Regions from separate parts of the Homo sapiens genome. Here region 2 is linked to region 1. The links are chromatin loops, found by intact Hi-C in ENCODE. Cell type or tissue: endothelial cell of umbilical vein. All regions are shown on one strand. Links, peaks and the distances in the headings refer to the core of each region. The heading gives the core; the rest is flanking DNA. Region 1 overlaps HTRA1 (HtrA serine peptidase 1). Region 2 has its middle 31 kb from the start of DMBT1.

Evidence for each region. Peaks named below come from ENCODE experiments on the same cell type or tissue, not always from the same donor. Only the 100,000 strongest peaks of a DNase experiment are listed, where the experiment ranks them.
Region 2: it touches region 1 in a loop (6-fold over the local background); 3 of 110 quality-filtered maps call a loop at or near these places.

Annotation. Positions count from the first base shown.
Region 1 is chr10:122,468,881-122,479,376 of GRCh38, forward strand. The region is part of intron 1 of HTRA1 (HtrA serine peptidase 1); the gene reads left to right. Among named protein-coding and RNA genes, the nearest start is that of HTRA1, 13 kb to the left of the region's middle. RefSeq lists enhancers at 5,099-5,622, 5,623-6,144, 7,241-7,966. In endothelial cell of umbilical vein, for the core only: no CTCF peak of the experiment used is centred there; DNase peaks (open chromatin) are centred at 5,731 and 6,411; H3K4me3 peaks cover 531 bases; H3K27ac peaks cover 3,238 bases.
Region 2 is chr10:122,524,210-122,534,705 of GRCh38, forward strand. No RefSeq gene overlaps it. Among named protein-coding and RNA genes, the nearest start is that of DMBT1, 31 kb to the right of the region's middle. In endothelial cell of umbilical vein, for the core only: a CTCF peak has its summit at 1,725 (motif pointing right); a DNase peak (open chromatin) is centred at 6,162; H3K27ac peaks cover 1,393 bases.

The DNA.
Region 1 (10,496 bases), core at 773-8,772:
TGTCACATCTTAAGGAAGGAAAAAAAGGCAAATTTGGGAGTCCATGGATACCCTATTATTTTAGATTCCAGGACAAATTGTCGAATAAGCACGTTTCATAAAAACAATCCTCCGCAGCATCCCGTGACAGCAGCTGGTCCCTCGCCACAGGATAATTATGTCTCCTTGTGCACACAAAAGTCTCCGAGGGCATATTGTTGTGGCTGGAGTTTCTGATAATTTCCAAATTGAACAACCTCAGTCCTAATGAGTCAGAGGCTTGTGCAATATTTTCAAACCTCAGGAACATCTTTTTCATTAGTTGTGCAATAAAGATGGTAGGCCTATCTCTGTGATGAGCTGTTTTTTTTTCTCAAAGTTTGATGAGATTCGCCGTAGAATTCCTTCTCACATAGTCTTGGGCAAGATTTTACCCGATCTTCCAACACATGAGTCATCTCATATCCTGTGACTAAGAAGAGCTGTCTCTTTGGTGCCAGTTTTCTAAGTGCAGTCACCACTTGATGGAGACGGATGGACACAGTTGGGATTGCCCAGGCAGATGGGCAATCTTGCCAGCTAGACATAGGGGAGGGAAGCCTCAATGTTCAGCGGTCACATCTGCTTTTCTGTGGCACAGAGTGAGCTATACAGGAATATTGTATTCTCCAGGACAGTTAGGGCAGTGGGAAATGTCATCAAACAGAACAGTGACCCAAAGAGCCACTGCCACTGGGTGCTCTGTGGGAGCTGGGCACTGTGCTCATTGTGTTATGGGCCTTGCTTTGTTCTTACCTTGTAGCCACCCAGAGAGGCAGGGCATTATCCTTGCTTCCTAGCTGAGGCCACAGAAGAGGCTCCTAGAGGTTAGCTGTAACTTGTCCAAGGCCAGCCAGTGCAAGGAGGCAGAGCCAGGATTTGAGCCCATGTCTGTTTCACTCCCAAACTATTCTTCAGATTTCTTTAAGTCAAGTGTTATTTAGAAATGTTTTGTTTATTCATCAAATATTTGGTGGGTGTTTCCAGCTATCTTTCTGTTATTAATTTCTAGTTTAATTCTATTGTGGGCTGAGAATATATTTTGTATGATTTCTATTCTATTACGTTTGTTAGGGTGTATTTTCTGGTCTAGAATGTGGTCTGTCTTGGTGAGTGTTCCCTGTGTGCTTGAGAGGAATGTGTGTTCTGTCATTGTTGAATGGAGTGTTCTATAAATGTCACTTAGGTCTAGTGGATTGATAGTGCGGTTCAGGTCAACTGTATCCTTCCTGATTTTCTGCCTACTGATCTATCAATTCCTGAAAGAGAAGTGTTGACGTCTCCTGAGTCTATTCTGAAACACTGAATTGCGGTCTCCATGATGAACCACTAGAGTTAGAAAACCTGGGTCCTAGCCCCATTTGGGCCTTTGGGATGACTCCCTTCTGCCTCAGTTTCCTCATCTACAACAGGGGGACAATGATGCTGCCTAGGAGACATCAGCAGGATACTGTGAAAGTCCAGTGGCATAAGGGGTATGGAGGAGCTTCGTCAACTCCTAAAGCTTCAGTGCTAGGAATCCTAAAGCATTGAAATCCAAAGATATAAGGAATATGAAGGAGTTTTGTCAATTCCTAATGCTTCAGTGCTAGGAATCCTAAAGCATTAAAGTCCAATGATATAAGGAATATGAAGGAGCTTTGTCAACTCCTAAAGCTTCAATGCTAGGAATCCTAAAGCATTGAAGTCCAGTGATATAAGGAATATGAAGGAGTTTTATCAACTCCCAATGCTTCAGTGCTAGGAATCCTAAAGCACTGAAGTCCAATGATACAAGGAATATGAAGGAGCTTTGTCAACTCCTAAAGCTTCAGTGCTTTAGGAGTCCTAAAGCATTGAAGCTGTAAGAGATTAGGACCTCTAGTTGGCAATTCCAGACTCTTCCAGGACTCCTGATAGAGCCAACACCAAGAATAGTGAAGCCAGAAGGATGGAAATAGTAAAATGCCTCCTGGGTGTCAAAGCATGGGTCTCCTCTGGGCATGTTCTCTTGTCCTACTGAGACATGATAGCTCTTGGCCAAAGTGACTGAACTTGACCCTCTGTTTCAGGAAGGCCAAATGCAGGGTTCACTACCATCATGTCCAAGGGCAGATGCGTTGGTCCAGAACATCAGCATCCCAATCATTATACCAAGCAAACAGCCGTCTCTGCCTGCACCGTGGAGAGCACACGCTCCTCCTGGGGTGGCCTGCATCCTGTGTTCTTCTCAGGCCGACTTTCTGTTTAATGTTTGCTGGTCAGGAAATGGCCTGAGCTGAGGTTCTTCAGATCCCAGTCTGACCTTTCTCCACCAGCATTTGTGGCTCTGAAAAATATAGCCCAGTGTGGTTTAGCCCCACTGGATGAAACCCAGTAGGAAAAGTCTGATAATAGCAGAAGACGCACAGGAGGAAGAGTGAGGATTTGAGAGCATCTGGGAAGGACCATGTGCCTGGATATCGTTCTGTCTGTGGGATTCTGTGACACTTGTCATTTACAGTCTGTTCCCATGGAATTCTCATCATTGGCCAAACATATAGTCCTTCTGTCCTCTGAAAAATATCATTCTGCTCCGACCTTTCACACCCATCTCTGACCACATCAACTCCCTGTTTGCATGCATCTTGTGGATGAAGGACACCACTTTACCTGTAAAGACACTGGTGGCTTCCCAAAGCCACCAACTGACTTGTAGAGAAGACAGAATCCCAGAGTATGAAACCTGAGGGTGAAGGGTCCTGGCAGGTCCTAGAGCTCAACCCTTCACTTCACAGGTGGGGAAACTGAGGGAGCCAATGGGAACATGACTCTCACAAGCTGCACAGCTCATCTGTAGGGGCCAGTGTGGAGTCTGTTTGTCCTGAGACCCAGGGCTGAGCCTTTGAGCCCTCCGCATCTCAGCCGCATCCTCCTGTTGGAGCAGTTAGGTGTTTGGGAGAGGCCACGGTCCATGCTCATGGTTTTCCTGTAAGGCTGGAGAAACAGGCCTTGTTCCCTTAGTCTCTCTAATCAAAATGAGGTTGCAGAAAACCCTTCTCCCTACTTCTCCCTAAAATAATTTCCTTGGGTTAGAAGATGACTAAAAGACTATTCATCCGATGACTGATGTCTCCCTTCAAGAGTTATAAGCACATATAAATGCCTTTGAATGGTAATTATAATAATTTTGCTGAAGGGAAAATATCAGTATAAATATCATGGTGGACACATGGAATGAGGACTGAGATGCTTTCATGTCTTTTCAGCTGTGGTTAGATTTTCTTTAAGCAGAATATACAAGTTTTTCCTCTCCTAGCATAAGGACTCTTTTTTTTTGTATCTTTTCTCTCTACTTTTTAGACATGATGGAAAATGCATTTATACATTTGATGACATATTGTACTATCTCAGTTGTTTAAAATTATAAATGTAATTTAATCATATGAAAAATTAAGAAAAGAAGATTCATATTTCACCATCATCTCCCCAGAAATATCATTTCTTTATTACTATTATTATTATTATTATTATTATTATTATTATTATTATTATTTTGAGACAGGGTCTTGCTCCATCACCCAGGCTGGAGTAAGGGGCACGATCTTGACTCCCTGCAACCTCCACCTCCCAGGTTCAAGCAGTTCTCATGCCTCAGCCTCCTCAGTAGCTGGGATTACAGGCCTGCACCACCACACCCAGCTACCTTTTATATTTTTAAGTAGAGACAGTTTCGCCATGTTGGCCAGACTGGTCTCGAACTCCTGGCCTCAAGTGATTGGCCTGCTTCAGCCTCCCAAAGTGTGGGGATTACAGGCATGAGCTACCATGCCTGGCCTAATTCCATCATTTCTGTCCCAAGTGTTGCCACCGTTTGGTTAACTGTTCCCCTGTTCACATCCATTTGGGCCAAGGTTGCAATGTTAAACAATCCTGAGATGGACATTTTCATGTTTATGGCTATTTCTGTATCTAGGGTCATTCTCTTAGGAGAGGTACTAAGGAGTACAAAAACTGGGAAGAAGGATATGGAATTTTTATGGATCTGGTATAAATTGCCAAATTATTTTCCAGAAGGGTTGTAGCCATATTTGTTGCCATCAGCTCTAGAATTTCAACCTCGTAAGTCACTGAAAGAAATTCTCCCAAAATCAATCCTTCAGGAATAATGGAAGAAGATGGTGCCAAACCCCAGCCATTCTGCTCACTGTTAGATTCCTTTTTTGGTCTTACAGGTTACTTTTATTCTCAGGTTGATGGCTCTTAGAGTTGAGCAATGTTTGGGGTAGAATAACGAGCACTTTTAAAACTTGGTTCTACCTGGGGAGGGGGTGAGTTGTGATCACAGACAGTCTCACCTGGGAGGGGCTTGGGTGTTTGTCGGCTTGTCCTTCTAACACTCGTGTCTCAGGCGAGCAGCCTGGGACCAGTGAGGTGACCTGAAGGCTGGAGGTCACAAGCTAAGAGGCGACAGAGAACCCAGGTCTCAGGAAGCCCAGCCCAGAGCTCGCTGCACTGAGCCTCTCGGATGCCAGCTCTGTCCAGGATGCGGGAGGAGGCCAGACTGATTTGGTCTGTTTTGAAAAGTGATGAAAATATTTATTCAAATGTTTTGTACTCATAGGCAGAAGTATAACAGGAGCTGCATATACAAAATTATTTTCTAGTAGTCACATTAAAAAAGTAAAAAGAAAGAACACGATTATTTTTCTTTTTAAAACAGCTTTATTGAGAGATAATTTACATACTATAAAATTTACCCCTTTAAAGTGTACAATTTGCTGTTCTTATATATTCACAATCATGCACGTATCACTACCAGCTCCAGGACACTTTCATCACCGTAAAAAGAAACCCCGTATCCATTAGTAGCCACCCCATACTTCTCCTCTGCCCAGCCCTAGGAAACCACCGGTTCATTTTCTATTTCTATGAATTTGCTTATTCTGGACATTTCATATAAATGGAATCAAAGAATACGTAACGGGCTTCTGTCTCTTAGCATAATGTTTTCAAGGTTGTCCACATTGTAGCATGGATCATTATTTCATTCCATTTTATGATTAAAAATATGCCTTTTAAGGGATACAGGGAGACCAGACGTCTATTTTATCTCCCCTCCCTGATGGGGAATCCTAATTTCAGCCTGGAAAGTCACTGCGAAAGTCTAAACTGCAGAGGTGATACTGTTTCCACTGGAAGAAACTGTAGCACCTGACTCAGGAAGCCAGCATTAAAACCAAGAATATTCTATATGGATGGGGATTACGCACTGAAAGGAAAACATGAGGAAATGCACTTTTCAGATTTATTAGATCATAGAACTTTTTTGGAGCTGGAAAGGATGTCGGAAACCGTCTAGCCTACCCCCTCATCTTACCACTGAGGTAACTGAGGCCCAGGAAGGGGAAGTGGCTTGTTTTGGGTCCGGGACCACTCTTCATTTCTTATTTGAGCCAAAGCTTCCTTCTGGCGTCTGTCTCTGTTTCACAAGTTCCCCTCGCATGGGGGCTGGGTACTGCTTGGAAGAACTGGCTTCTTCCTTGATACAGGGGCTCGTTCACCATCACCTCCCTCCCTCACGTCTCTTCTGCCTCTCTGCAGCCTCAGGCCCTCCTCCTGCACCAGGGGGGCAGACTCAACCCGGGTGGGCACTGCCTCCCAGTCCGTGGCCAGAGGCTGGAGGGCTAGGGAGACTGAACAGCCCCGGCAGCTCCAGACATAACAACCTATGTTGAGGAGTCAGGGCAGGAAGCGAACCCAGCTGAGAAATCTGCGAAGGTCAGGACCAGAGCCAGACGCTTATCAAGAGCAAAGTTAATGGTTTTTGTGAACCGAGCAGTCAGCTGTTTCCCCGAAGATAATAATAGACACATCATGTTGGGCATTCAGGAGGCATCTGAAAAAAAAAATGTGCAGTGGAATTGATTGGAAGCTTTTCCCTAATGCATAAAATAGGCCAGAAAAGACTATCAAATGTAACAGCACCGATCAAACCCAATAGATCAAGCAAGGACTGAAAAACACAATTTTTTTTTTCTTTGCCAGTGAGTCTGAAAAGTGATTTTCAATGACAGGCGCCTTTAAACATAGACAACATAAACAACAACATAGTTGTTCTGGAAGAGGCATCTTTTCCCAGTAAAGCCAAAGATGCAGATCTAGGCTGTGCTTGTGACTGACAGCACAGTGAGGGGTTCACAGCCAGCTGGCCAGGTGCCCCCCGAAAGCACATTTCGAATCTACTCTATTTGAGAGAGACTGCCTTAGCCTTGTTTGGGTAAGTCTTCCTCCTTCACTTCACCTGCCACAGACTTTTCCAGGCACCATCTGCTGCAGTCTTGGCCCAGCCCCTGCAACAGTTACTGCTCAAGGCACCCGGGACATGCAGGACGGGGGAGCAGCCTGAGGTCTGGCGTCCGGCGAGCTTTTCCCACTTGGAGCCGTCTGGGAGACTGTCCCGGAAAGAGAGGGGCTGCCAACACTTGGAAGTGCCAATGTGTGCTGCAAGTCGAGGCCAGGCTCCCGGCTCCCCCGCCTCTTCCTCCTTGATTCATTAAAAGGAAAGAAAGAGGCCACACGAAACTCTCCTGAATTTCATTTCTTTGTTTCTATGCAAAAGACAGAGCGTGGTCATTCATCATTCAAATTTTAGCCTTTTTAAACAAATAATAATTCCTGCTTGTGAATTCAGTGTATTTTAACAAGAGTAGGTCTGAGGGCCGTTGGCCGTGTCTTTCCTTAGATTTGCAGACAGCGGCCCTGATGGTGCATAGGGTTTCAGGTTTCCTTTAGACCTCAGCTGGCTGCCTGGGCCACCACTTAGCAATGCCATTGTCCTTCCTGTGCATTTTCTTTGCAGAATTCGAGGAAATCCAGTCGCACAGGCCCCTCTGTGCCCATGTCCCCGGCGCCCTGGAATGTGCAGTACCAGCAGCAGCGATTAGAATGGGGGTCTGGTTTCCCGGAATGTGCAAGGTCTGGCTTCTGTTTCTGCTGCCTCCATGCCCCAGACCAGTGCTGGGCCGGGCTCTGGGCTGGAGCCGTGGCTGACAAGTTTCCTTGGAATTTAATGGAGCGGGCCAGACAGCATGCAGCCACTCAAACTGAAAACCTGGGAAAGAAATGAGTGTTGTGGGGCAGCTTTGCTGCATTCACTGGGTCATATATGCTTCTTTTTCTTTTCCTCAGGCAACCCCTCTTGCAGACAGGAGGCCCCCTCCCCTTTCGCTTCATGCCTCACTGGCCATTAGGAACCTTTTAAAACTGATTTCTCTCCTGACCCTCAGAGAGAACATAGTCCAAGTTCCCTGGAGGAGGAGGAAGCGCTCTGTGTTTCTCTGCAGTTCACGGCTCAGTTAAATGCAGCCTACGTGCTGTCTTTCCCCACTCCTCTGCCTGCTCCCGTTGTGCTTCTCATGATCATTCTCAAATTCAGCGAGAAACCTCACAAAGGGAGCTTTTCTTAGGGAAGAGTCATCCTTGGCCTCCCGAATGTGGACCAGCCCCTCTCCCCAGCTGCACAGCATCAGGTTAGTTAACCACCTGCCTCCATCTGGGTCCTGTCTGGACAGGCCTACTCACACCTGCTGCAGGCATCCAACTTGCCCTCAGGTGCCTGTGGCTCGTCCAGAGGGGTGGAGCCCACATTCCAGTCCTGACAGGTAAAGTTCAGTGGCGGGGACCCTGCATTTAGTGTAAAGATCAATATTCCAGGTCCTCTCTTCCTGCCACCCAGCGACTGGCCGTTTGCAGGCACTCGGTCCCAGTTGTCCTGGGCCTGCAGCCCTTGCATTCTCTCTGCTTTGTCTCTGCTATTGCACCCCTGCCCCATCAGAAATGCAGGTGGGGGGGCCTTCCGCTGGGACAGTGAGAGACTGGGTAGTAAGGGGAGCGCTAGAGGGATGGTTGCGCTTGCATCCAGCCCTGACTGCATTCGCTCTCCCCCGCCTCTCTGTGAAGGTGCTGAGCTGTGAGTGGAACCAAGTGGATGAGAGTGGCCTTGGGCACCTGCCGATAAATTTCCCGGTGTGTCTTCTCCTCCTGGGAGTCCCATCTGGATTTGGGTCTGGATTTATTTATTCAGCAAGTAGCCTCTTTATAGTTACTTTTTTTTTTTTTTTTTTTTTGAGATGGAGTTTCACTTTGTCACCCAGGCTGGAGTGCACTGGCGCAATCTTGGCTCACTGCAAGCTCCGCCTTCCAGGTTCACGCCATTCTCCTGCCTCAGCCTCCCGAGTAGCTGGGACCACAGGTGCCTGCCACCATGCCTGGCTAATTTTTTGTATTTTTAGTAGAGACTGGGTTTCACTGTGTTAGCCAGGACGGTCTCGATCTCCTGACCTCATGATCTGCCCACCTTGGCCTCCCAAAGCGCTGGGATTACAGGTGTGAGCCACCATGCCCGGCCTGTAGTTACTTTTAATTTAGCCATGCTCGGGGCTGAAGGGGATGCCAAAGAAATATAAGATGAGCCCCTCAGACGGCTAAAGATGAAGATGAGGCCTCCAGTATGTACCTCCCACATACACCCCAGGAAATTCTGGGTGTCACTGGATTCTGGACCTCCCAAAAGCTGCTGGCACCTGGAGGATGGGGCCCCGAGGCTGGACCTCACTCCTGCTGGGTTGCTGGACTGGGAAAGTACTGATGGCAGCTGAGGAGTGTGTCCCAGACTTCACTGAGCCATTCCCAAAGATTATTCCAAGTTCTCCTGACACTGCACTGGAGGCCTGCTGTGCTGGCCTTCTTTATTTACAGTTTCTGACTGGTGTCTAGCAGCCCTGCCAGAGAGAGCGGCAGTGTGTCTGCAGGCGACCAGGAGAAATGTCTCAGGCTTTAGAGCAGGACTTTGAGCACATAGCTGTGGGGGCCCAGCAGGCTGTCTCCTGCACGGTTACTTCTCCTTGTCCTTTCATGGTCGAGAGGTTGCTGCCTGGCCCTTCAAGTGAGGATGGGACATGCTATCCATTGGCCTTAATTTCCAACCTCTGCATGATGCATTTTATGCTCCTGCCTTTGAAAGAACTTTTATTTTCTTGTCATTTATGCCCAGACCCCACATGGCAGAAGGAAGGGAGGCTGGGACAGGGGAGGCGGATAAGCTGCCGCTGACAGACCTGCCCAGTTTCTTAGCTCATCCCGGCCTCCATCCTGGTGAGCAGACACTGGCCCAATCCAGCCATATTTTTGGCTGAGTTTCTGTCTTCACATCTCATCCTTAACCCTGAATCCTGGCCATAGTTGGTACTGGGTTGTATTCTTATTTGTAATCTTTAAAGTAGGAATACCTTTGCTGGTATTTAAAGTGGAAGAAATCAGGTGAAGAATCACAAGTGATTTGCAAACTGGAAGAGACATTAGAATGTAAATGTGAGGAAGCGTCAGCATGAGGGGCTTGCCTGGGCTGCACAGCTTGCCTTGGCTGGAGTATGCACTGTTCTGGCATTGCAGAGAGGATGGGTACCTTGCCTCCCTGCAGGTGGGGGACTGTATCAGCCCCCGCAGACTGCTCCTGGGCTCCTGAGTTTGACAGATTTTTTTTTTTTTTTTTTGAGACGGACTCTCACTCTGTTGCCCAGGCTGGAGTGCAGTGGTGCGATCTCGGCTCACTGCAAGCTCCACCTCCTGGGTTCACGCCATTCTCCTGCCTCAGCCTCCCGAGTAGCTGGGACTACAGGCGCCTGCCACCACGCCTGGCTAATTTTTTGTATTTTTAGTAGAGACAGGGTTTCACCGTGTTAGCCAGGATGGTCTCGATTTCCTGACCTCATGATCTGCCTGCCTTGGCCTCCCAAAGTGCTGGGATTACAGGCTTGAGCCACTCGCCCGGCTGAGTTTGACCAGATTAAGGCAGCATCTCCAGTGGCACCTGAGCAGCTCCTGAGATGCTTTTCTGTGCTAAATCTGGATTTGGGGTATTAAATCAAATGAATTTGAAATGCAGGCACAGCTGGCCCCATGGGCATGGACCTGTGCAGTCACACCTTGCCCCGTGTTCAGAAGGGTGCTGTGCCTGTTTTAATGCTCTGCTGTTGCTCTCTTGAGATTCTTAATAATTTTTGAACAAAGGGCCCCACATACTCATTTTGTACTGGGTACTGCATATTATGTAGCTAGTCTTGAATCTAGGACAGTGCATTAAAATGCCATTGATTGGATCAATCTGCTCTTGCAACTGATTTGAATTTTGGGAACATGCTGTTTCCTGTGAATAAAGGAGGATTCATTTCTTTTCCCTCGAATACACTGCGTTCTGTTTTCCAAATTAGCTCTACGTATCAACTCAGCTGAGAAATTGGAAGCGGGGATTGTTCTGGCTGGAAGGGAAGGTTAGATTGTTAATCCTGCATCCTGGCCCTGATCTCACCGAGTGTGAAGCATGTTCCCACAATGGTGTGGGCTGCGGGGGGCTGGAGGCTGGCTGAGAAGGTGGGGACCAAGGAGGGAGGCTAGCCTGGGAGCCAGACAGATGGGGTTAGGCTCTTGCTTTTGCCACTCGCCAGCTCTGAGGCTTAGGG
Region 2 (10,496 bases), core at 1,168-9,167, 56 kb after region 1:
AGTTGCAAATCTTGTGACCTCCAGAATAACGGCTGGTAATTATTTATCAATTTAATCATTACAGATTGGCTCTATCTGGGCAGTGGGCAAGAAAAACCCATTGGGCGGTTACAGTTCTTCTCTGAAGAGCACTCTCTGCTCACCTTTACTCAGGACACCTGTCTACACCTTAGCAGAATTCAGGCACCTGTCATCCTTCTAAACTGGGGGAATTTCATTAGCTTTACAAAGGCGGTTTAGTTTTGGGGAAGGGCTATTATCATTTAAAGTATAAACTAAATTTCTCCCAAAGTTAATTTGGCCCAAGTCCAGGCATGACTAAAGGCAGTTTGAGGTTAAAGGCAAGATGGGGGTTGGTTAGGTCAGATCTCTTTCACTGTCATACTTTTCTCACGGTTTGGGAACTTCCCAAAGGAAGAGACTCCCCCAGCAGATTCATGTTGTGGAATTTAAGCCTGAAATAAAAGTGAAAAATCTCATTGCAATAGCTAGAGTGTGGCAGGTGGCTCTCATTTGGCTCCCACGTGGCACTAAGGTGCATTCCTCCCGACCTGCCCTGCCAGTGCTTCGTAACCCCATTCTTTCCCCATGATGGAAACATACATTCCCATGAAAGAAAATCTGTTCTTGACTGATGAGGACTGGGAGGCTGTGACAAGATGGATACATGTGCCATGTCTTGGGTCAGTGTGACTCTGTGAGGTGCTCCAGGTAGGCCGCCTTCCCCATGCAGTCCTACACACTGGGCACACAAACCCTTCTCCTGTGGCGGGGTCGGGGGCAGTGACCTGTCCTTGTGACAAAGACCTGAGCTGCCTCTCTTCCATGCAGCCACCATCACCTCCCTCCTGGGCTCTTTGGGGGTGCCTCTTGCCCCTGTGCCCTGCCCACCACCCCAGGTGCACCTGCCTGGCTAATGTGCTCTCCCCACTTCCTTTGTTCATCTGCCAAGCCCTTTCTACAGTGCCCAGGGCTGCTATATCTGGTACAACCTGGTCCCTGCTCACACAGGGCCTCCTCCTCCCACTGGTTCATTTTATAACAGCGTTACCTCCTCTTTATTCATGGATGTGAGGGTTAATTTTATGTGTCAACTTGACTGGGCTAAGGGATGCCCAGAGGGCTGGTAAAACATTTCTGGACGTGTCTCTGAGGGTGTTTTTGGAAGAGATTAGCATTTGATTAAGCAGACCGAGTAAAGAAGATTCACCCTCTCCACTGCAGGTGGGCATCAATCAGTCAACCTGTGGAGAGCCCTGAGAGAGCAAAAACGCCGAGTAAGAGCAAAAGTTCTCTCTGTCTGCTTAAGCTGGGATATCTGTCTTCTGCCCTCTGACATCAGCACCTCTGGTGCTTTAGGTTTGAACCGAAACTGCACCAGCAGCTTCCCGGGGCTCTGGCTTGCAGAGAGCAGACTAGGATTCCTCAGCTTCCATAATCATGTGAGCCAGTTCCCATAGTCAATCTCTTTCTGTAGATTTCTATATGTCCTACTGGTGCTATTTCTCTGGAGAACGCTGACTAGTACAATGAGGTAGGTATATTGCATTGGAGACCCAGAACACTTCAAATATTTATTACTGGGCTAGGAGAGAAGGCAAGGCCCTACTAAAAATTGTGGCTGTGTAGGTAAACTTGTTCAGACACATGTATCCATGAATTTAAAATAAAAATTAAATAAAAAGCAAACACCTTTTAAAAAATTTTGTGATGATGGTGGAGGTATGTCCACCAGGGGGTGAGCTGGTCTCGTGAAACTCCAGGGAGGTGTCAAACGACCTGGGTGTGAAAGGGACGGATATCTGGAGGAAGGAATAGAGAGAGGATGGACACACGAGTCTGGCAGGAGCGGGCAGCTTCCTCCAGCCAGACTGTGGGCAGCGCTGTCAGGCTCAGGGGAGGTGGCTCCAAGACCACCTGCCCCTGTCTGTTCCCTTCTATGCCCCAGCCATGTCTGGCACCTTCTGTACACCCCAGCCTCATTGCCTTGCTTATTCATTGCTTGTTTTTCCCAATGAGAGCAGGGACCTTGTGCACAGACTCTCCAGAGCCCTGTACATGAACAGTTGAGGAATGAATGAAAAATGAGTGAAGGGGCTGTGGAGAGACGTCCACAGGGAACCACAGACATTTACAGCCTCATGCAATTTGAAATGTGAGGCTACTTTAGGCCCTAAGGGGCAGGGGAGCATCACTTAGGGCTAGGAGCACCTTTTTGTTCCCTAATTTGGGTGGCTTCTGTCCTCTCCCGCTGTGTTCATCTTCCCTACTCATGGTTTCTTTGCTTGCTAAGCATTTCTCCCCGTTTTGATGACCAGGGCTTAATCTCCCCTATTGGCACTGGGCTGTGATCTGGTTTAAACCATTCCTTGTCTGTTCATAGGGACCCACCTGGTTTGGGGTCCCCCTCCACCATGGATTCCTGACCTACCCAGACCCATCCAGGGCACAGAGGAATTCCTGCCTCAGTGGCCCAGGGTGACTTGAGGCACTCAGGCATGAGAACCCCTGATGCCAAAGATCAAATCTTGTTTCCGTCTCGTGCTGGGCCCTCTTCCTCCCAGGAAGAAATGCTGGGAACTGGTGGTGATAAGTCAGTCTTCTCCAGGGTGGCAAGAGTGTTAATTTACAGCCACCTCTGCCTTCCTCTGTTCCCATCCACCACCCAGCCCCCAGGCCTCCCCCTACCACCAGCTGGGCTCTGATGTGAGTCACTTCTTACAGGGATGTGGAGCAAGCGGTTCACCTTCCCTCAACATCTTGAGCCTTCCCTGTTATTAAAAGTTGAAGGTGCTGGGGTTCCAGGCGATGAATGGGGGAGAGATGGCAGGCCTGTGTGGAGGAGGGGTGGTCAAGCATGATGGTCGAAGTCCAGAGTGAAATGGAGGTGGCCTCTGGGCAGCCTGGGGTCAATATCCACTGCTGTTTCGTGCACAGCCTGGAAAGTGTGTGTTAAGCAGCATCCCAGCCAATGCTGGAGAAATGATTTAATCTCTTGGGGCCTCAGTTTGTTTCTGCCTCTCAACATAGCAAACACTCATGCTCCATCTAACCAGATTTAACAATTTGCACTTCGTTATATTTGCTTTTTTATAAGTAAAAAAGAAACTCTCTTTGATCACCCCCACCCAATCCCATTCTTCCTGCCTCCTCACCCTAGTGGCAACCACTGCTATTACTTTAGTGTGTTGTTTTTTTCGTACGTTTATATATTACATATATATCCATTGGCAATACACATTGTCTTATGTAGGTTTTAAGAATTTCATAAATGATATTGTGTGTGTTATTCTACAACTTTGTTTTTCATTCAGCTTTACTGTGTGAGGTCTATCCTGTTGAGAGATATATGTATATGTATGTGTATGTGCGTGTGTATACATACATACATATTTATAGTTCGCTCCATTCGACTTCTGCATAGTATTCTATCACATGTGTATGCCACAACCCATGTTTCCTATTTCCTGGATGATAAGACTTTATGGTGCTGGGGTTCAGTGTGTTTATCTGTATTGGGGATCCTTACACCTTTCCCATATGTTGGGGCTATGTGAGAGGCACAGGTGATTGGCCAAGGTGATTAGCCCCAGAACCTTCTCAGGTCTTCCCACAGAGAGGGGATTTTGGCCCCCAGGATGACTGCTGTTGCAGAACACCTGTGCCCCCATGTCTTCCCCAGTGTCTGGTAATGGGAGCCTCTCAGGCTGCACCCATCAAGGAGGGCTGTGACCCTCAGAATAGGGCTGGCACTGGTGGCTCCATGCTAAGACTGGAGGGAATTTGGGGAGTCCTCTGACCCAGTTCCCCCAGCAAGTTGCCACTGTGAGATGCCCATCCTGAGTAACACCTCCAGGAATGGGACCTGGCATCCCTCAAAGTGCTACTGTAGGCGTCTGCCTCTGAACGCACATACCTAGGAAGGGAGACTCCCTGTACCCAAAGGCAACTCAGTCTTACATTGGGTTGAAAAATCTGTGTCCTGTTAAGTTCTGTTTCTGTGGCCCAGCTGTGGCTATGGGGCCAACCAGAACACTGAATCCCACTTTGGCAGCAAGCCTGTTGCATACTGAAAGGCCACAGTTATGCCCATCTCAACTCCTGTCTTTAATTTTCTAGGTGAAACAGCCACCATTTAAAAACGATTTCTAGCCACTGAAACTATAGAAAACCAACAGCCACAAGAAACAAAATCAAACGAAACATAAAATAATAAAGGAATGCAGCCTTCCTAGACTGTGGGCTCCCATGCCCTCACCATTATGTTCATCCTCTGAATGTGTTCCTGTTTCCAGTACTAGATGATAAATTCCTGCTGGGGTTGAATTCCTGCTGAAATGCTTGGGCCCGCAGTATTATGTCAGAAATAAGTCTGAGGTACCCATCCTCGGTGGAAGCTTTTTGCCTAAGTATAGACAGCTTGGTATTGAGTACCTGTTAGTTTTTCTGCATAGTTCTCTTTCCCTCATCCACAATCGTTCTTGGAGCTCTCCCTTACTCAGTTCACAAGGAAAGTGCAGTGAACACCCAGGCAACCATTTCTGCAAAGTGGCTCTGCCTCCTGGCACAGTTGATTGGACCAGGATAATGGCAGCTCTGAGAAGGGGTTAAAACCTCCTCTTCTCCTTCCCAAGGCCCCTAATCTCCCTCTGGGGCCCCATTTCTTGATGTAGACAATTAGTGGCTCTCAATCTTACATAAATTGCCATTTAAATGCAGTGTCAAGCACTGATTTTCTTAGGTTGGAACTAAGAGATTCTTGGTTCAAATTTGTTGGTTTCTTAAAAGGAGCAGATACAAGTTGGAGAGCTGCTGGTAGCCTGAGGTTTCCTTGCAGAGGAAACTAGTAAGAGAGAAGGGGAAGAAAGTGTGAGCAAGACGGGAGTTCCAGAGTGCTGAGGGAGCAGAGATGAGGGACTGGGAGATGATGAAGGAGCCCAGGCCCCTAGTTCCCATCCACTCCCAAGGGCTGACTGCACCCTAGCCCTTGGGGACCATGAGACACCCTAGATATGCATTAAAAACACCCTTTCTGCTTGGGGGTTCCTGTTAAGTTTCTGTTTCTTGCAACCACAAGAGTCTTGGTTCATGCAAACATGGAGTCACACCAACTCTATTGCTGAAGTGATCTTCTGACCCCCTCCAGAGCCAGGTCTGCCCCCTTGTGCCCCTTCTACTCCCTGCCCCCAGGCATAGCTTCTATTCTTGTGCCTTTAAATGTCCATTTTTGTAATGTGTTTTTATCCTAAGCCATCTCTATTGACTTGGAAGGCAGCAGGACACAGTGCTGACATAAATACAACATAGAAGCCACAGGGGAAACTGAACCAGAAGTTCAAGTAGGGCCAAGTCATTGCCCTGTACAAAAGGGTCAATCTGGACTTTATTAGGGACCCCATTCCACCACTTCATCTGGTCCAGAGACAAGGAAATCAGCTCTCAGTGGGAAACACCTGTGCTTGTAACTGATCTTGAAGTTTATGCAACCAGGAGAACTGTCCAACTCAAGGCTTCAGGAAATATGCTGATATCTGGGCCTGCTTCCATCAGTTTCATCTAATTGCTGGAAAAATCATGTCACCTAAGAAGGAGGTCCACTCCCCTTCCTGCCCCACCCCCAGCAGCCCAGTATGACCAAAAGCAAGGCACTGGCAGATATAGTGTCTGGTGGGGGTCCTCTTCCAGGTTCACAGATTGTTGTCTTGTTGCTGTGTCCTCCTGTGGGCGAGGGCTGTCTTTGGGGTCCTTTTCATTAGGCAGTTAATCCTTTTTATGAGGCTCTGCCCTCATGACCTAATAGCCTTCCCAAAGCCTCACCTCCAAACCATCACCTTGGGGACTAGGTTTCAACACATGAACTTTGGGGGTAACATAAACATTCAGCAGCATCAAACCCCAAACTCATTGGCTTTGCACATTTAGGAGGTGGTCACCAGGAGTCACAGTCCAGTCGACCAGCCACCACTGGGATTATAACAAACAGTCCCTGTCAGGCTTCTTTTTCTCATGAACCCAACCCAACGTTCTAAAAGAAAACAATGTCTGAGGAAACCTGAGGAGGAGTGCTCTGTCACGGTAGGGGGAGGACAATAGCCAGCTCCCCAGGCGTGGCCCAAGATGACCGCTGCTGGGCTGCCGCTTGGCACTGGGTTGTTGTGGAAACGGTTTCCTGATCGTGGTCATAAGCATTTCCTTTGGCTGGACTACACCCCAAGCATCTTTGATTCTAAACGGAAATAGCCACGTACGGTTGGCAGGAGACTGGGACCTCTGGATGTGGAGCTCACAACTTCTGGGAAGGAGAATGGCACGAAGTTTGTTTTCATGGTCACTCTTAGGACACTACATTTTTCCCCCCCACAATTTCTCTTTTGCTGTGTCCTTTTAGCCTTGAGGGCAATAGTCTGAAATGAGCAGTTAAGCTGGTTGTCATCTCTGATGTTTCCGAAATCCTCTGTCTGCTGTTTCGTGTCCTAGATTTTAGTCACACGGCATGCTCAGCACATGCCAGGCCCTTTACATACATTATCTGATTGAATCCTCAAAATAACCCTATGAAATGGACACTATACTAATATACAAATAAGGAAATCAAGGCTTCAGCTTTGCCTGACTCCAAAACTTACGCTCTTATCCCCCAATTTGATCTGTCCTTCATGGCTCAGCTGGAGACCTTTCCCTCCAGAAAGCCAACCCCTGCCATCCTGCCTGGGGGCTCTCCCTGCCCCAACCCTGTTTTCTGGATTCCTAGATTTGTGCTTGCCTGCAAGTTTGGCTGAATATTGCCCCTCCCCACAGATGTCTGTCTCCTAATTCCTGGAACCTGTGAATATATGACCTTATATGGCAAAAGAACTTTGCAGGCATCATTGAATTAAGAATCTTGAGACAGGGAGATCATTCTGGATTTTCTGGTGGGCACAGTGTAAATCACATGGGTCCTTATAAGACGATGTCAGGAGGATCGGAAGGAAGAAGAGGGGATGGGATGACCAAAGCAGAGGTTGGAATGATGGGCTTTGAAGATGGAGGAAGGAGTCACGAGCCTAGGAATGTGGGTGGCCTCTAGAAACTGGAAAAGGCAAGGAGATGGGTGTTCCCCTAGAGCCTCTAGGGGAGCACAGTCCTGTGACACCTTGACTTCAGCCCGTAAGACACATTTTGGACTTCTACCCTCCAGAACTGTAAGATGATACATTTGTGTTGCTTTCCGCTACTCAGTTTGGGGTCACTTGTTATAGCAGCTGCAGGAAACTCATAGTCTGTGTTGTGATCTCCTTTCTCTGCATCTGCATCCATCTCCCAGCCAGGAGGTGAGTTCTGGCTGCGTAGACGTACTTAATTCAGTTCAGTAGAAATATTTTGGACACTTGCTGTATTTCTGAGCACACTGCCTGTGTCGGGAGGCAATGCAGGCATGAGTAAAGCATACCTCTGTCCTCCAGAAAACAAGTGTCTCAGATTTTACATGGCTAGAGGTCCAAGCTCAAAACCTTGCACAAAAAAGATGAGTAGGAATTAGCTAGTGACTACAGAGAAAACATATGGTCATATAAAACAAAACACAAATAAATATAGTAAGTTTTTTATAAATGAACTAGAAGTAGGGAACTCTTGATTTTTTAAATGAATCGCCATGATGACAAACATTTTTAAAAGTTTAACTCCAAATGATGAACGACAAGGAAAAGGGGAGGCAGCCAGAGCCCAGGAGAGATGAAGGAAAGGGGAGGTTGGCAAGAGGGGGGAGGAAGGTATAAGATGAATACTGTAGGTGCCAAGGGGCTGGGAGTTTCTGGGATGAGGAGGGGCTTGGTGAACTCTAATCATGCCTACCTCTGTGAGTTATAACCTCTTATCCCGGCCTTTGAACTGCTAAGCAAACAAATTAGCCACATTCTCCAAGGTTAAGGTGGCATTTATCATAACACGTTAGCTCTTAGGTCTGAAAAGGATAGTGGAGAGCAAGGGCTGGAACGATTTCAATCACTTCCCTGCACCAGGGTGTAGGTGAGCCCCAGGGCATTTCTGATGGGCTTCTTGCCAGGGGAGAGATTGCCCTGTACTGAAATAGGTCAGTTACATCCCTTTAATGTGCAGTTCCCCAAAATCACCTGAATTAGAATGACCTGAGCATATATTAGGATCCTTATGCCTATTCCAGACCCCTAGATTCTGATGTCACCTCGGATTTGAGAACAGGGTAATTTTCCCTTTATTGGACAAAAGGTTTTCAAAATATTAATAATCTTAGCAATCTTAAAAACTTAATTAACATGAAGTTTGGAGGGGCTTAGTATACCCATGTTGTACCACCTGATTCTTGTGATTAATTTTCCTTGTAAGTTTCTATATACTACGGAAAAGTCCGAATACAGTATTGCATAATTGCCCTCTGTTAACAATTATCAGGTATAATAATGGTAGAAATTTTATGGCATCTCCAGCATATATCAATTTCAGTAAATTAAAATGTATTATCGTACCTGTTCAACACTTCATATCAGACCTTATGCAATACTTGGCATACCGTAAGTTGAGAGTGTGTGGCTCTAATGAGCCTGATGTTTGAAAAATGGAAGATGGTGGACTTTGCCTAGAAAACTTTTGGTAATCAGAGTTATCCATAATAATAAAGCAACTCTTGGGATAAGGCACTTCCCAACAAACCAATTGCTTGATAATCTAAATGCCAGTAATTTGGATGTTTTATAACATAATGGGGTCATAGAAACTAACCTTTCTGTAGATTATTTTTATGCTATACATTACTGGCATTGTCTAAGTTGTGAGAAATACTGTCAATGATTAACTGCAGTGTAAAGATGGGCTCGCTAGATAATATTCCTGCATGGGGTGACAGGAGGCAGGTACGATTTCTCATGCTCATTTTCATACAGAGGAAGCCAGCTTGATAAGCTAGTGTCACACAGCTCCTGAGGAGGGGGTCTTCTGGAACATGGGACCTGTGCTTGCTGCTGACGATGTCAGTTGCACATGAAAAGGTTGAATGCAAGTGGTGGATGGAAGACTTCTTAAAAATGACATGGAAAAGGAAATGCGGCATGCAAACCCTAACCCTCCTGAGATCATGGGTCCACATTGCGTAGTGCTCTAATCTAGAATTTAAATGTATTTCTTTTTTTCTTTTTTTTTTCTGTCACCTGGTCTGGAGTGCAGTGCCACAATCACAGCTCACTGCAGCCTTGACCTCCCTGGCTCAGGTGATCCTTCCACCTCAGCCTCCCCAGTAGCTGGTACCACAGGCGAGGACCCCTTCGCCCAGCTGATTTTTTGTATATTTTTGTAGAGATGGGGTCTCGCCATGTTGCCAAGGCTGATCTGGAACTCCTGGGCTCAAGTGATCCACCCAAGTTGGCCTCCCATAATGCTGGGATGATAGGCATGAGCCACTGTGCCCAGCCTAAAATGTATTTCTTATATCACTATTTTGAATTTGCTTCTTGGAAGATGAAGTAGATAAAAGAGATAAACTAGGCACTGCATTCTCCTTACAGCAAAGGTTTCTCAGCAGGAGGCCATGGGGAGGATGAAGGCTCTCCAGGTCATGAGAATTGGGCTCAGGCTCTTGCTGGGCTTCTCACTTACTAGCTGTGTACCACCAGGCAGTTTTCTCAACTGTACATCACCTGCAGAATGGGCCGATAAAACCTCCTTCATAGAGTTGTTGTAGGGTTTTGAGACACTGCATATAACATGCCAGGCCCAATGTTGTTCTTGGTCCTTGTTCTTATTCTTCAATCCAATCCCTTAGAAACATTTAAAGCAACGATTTGCACCTAATGATCAGGACTGTATCAATTATACCAAATGCATCCTGCATCCTTATTTCTTGCGAGGAAGGATATATGAAATGTTTCATTCATCTATGTGATTCAACCTCCCTCCTACAGTTGCCTGGGGCCTACTGCCTTGTAGGTTGTAGGTACCATGTAGGTTTGGGTTGAATTGAGTTGAATTACAAACTTTGGCAAAGTAATCTTGACAGGGCATGGGGAACTTGGGTTTTTCACTTTTGAGTAGACCACAATTAAATAGTTAGACTTGAAAAGAGTCAACAGAGACTATTATATCTATCTATTTACCTGTAATTAAGATGCACAATGGCTCTTTGAGGTATACACATACCAGGTGTCAGAGCTGCTAGCACCTGTAATCTTGGGAACTTGTCTCGATTGCCTTTACTTTTTTTTTTTTAATCAGATTTTGCCAGAGACACTGTTGGGACCTTCTGGTACCAGTCTTTGGACTTGATTTTGATAGCAAAGGGGGTAGCTAGAGGCTCTTTGTAATAATAGTGCTTTTTGGTTCCCATAAGAGATGTCAAGTGCTTCTGGCCATGGGGAAAGCCTAGGGTAGTGGTTAAGCAAGCGATGCGGCAATCATTTAGATCAGGGATTGAATCTGAGCTGTTATTCATTCTGTTACTAGGCTAGTTACTTAACCTTCCCAAGCCTCAGTTTCTTCATATGGAA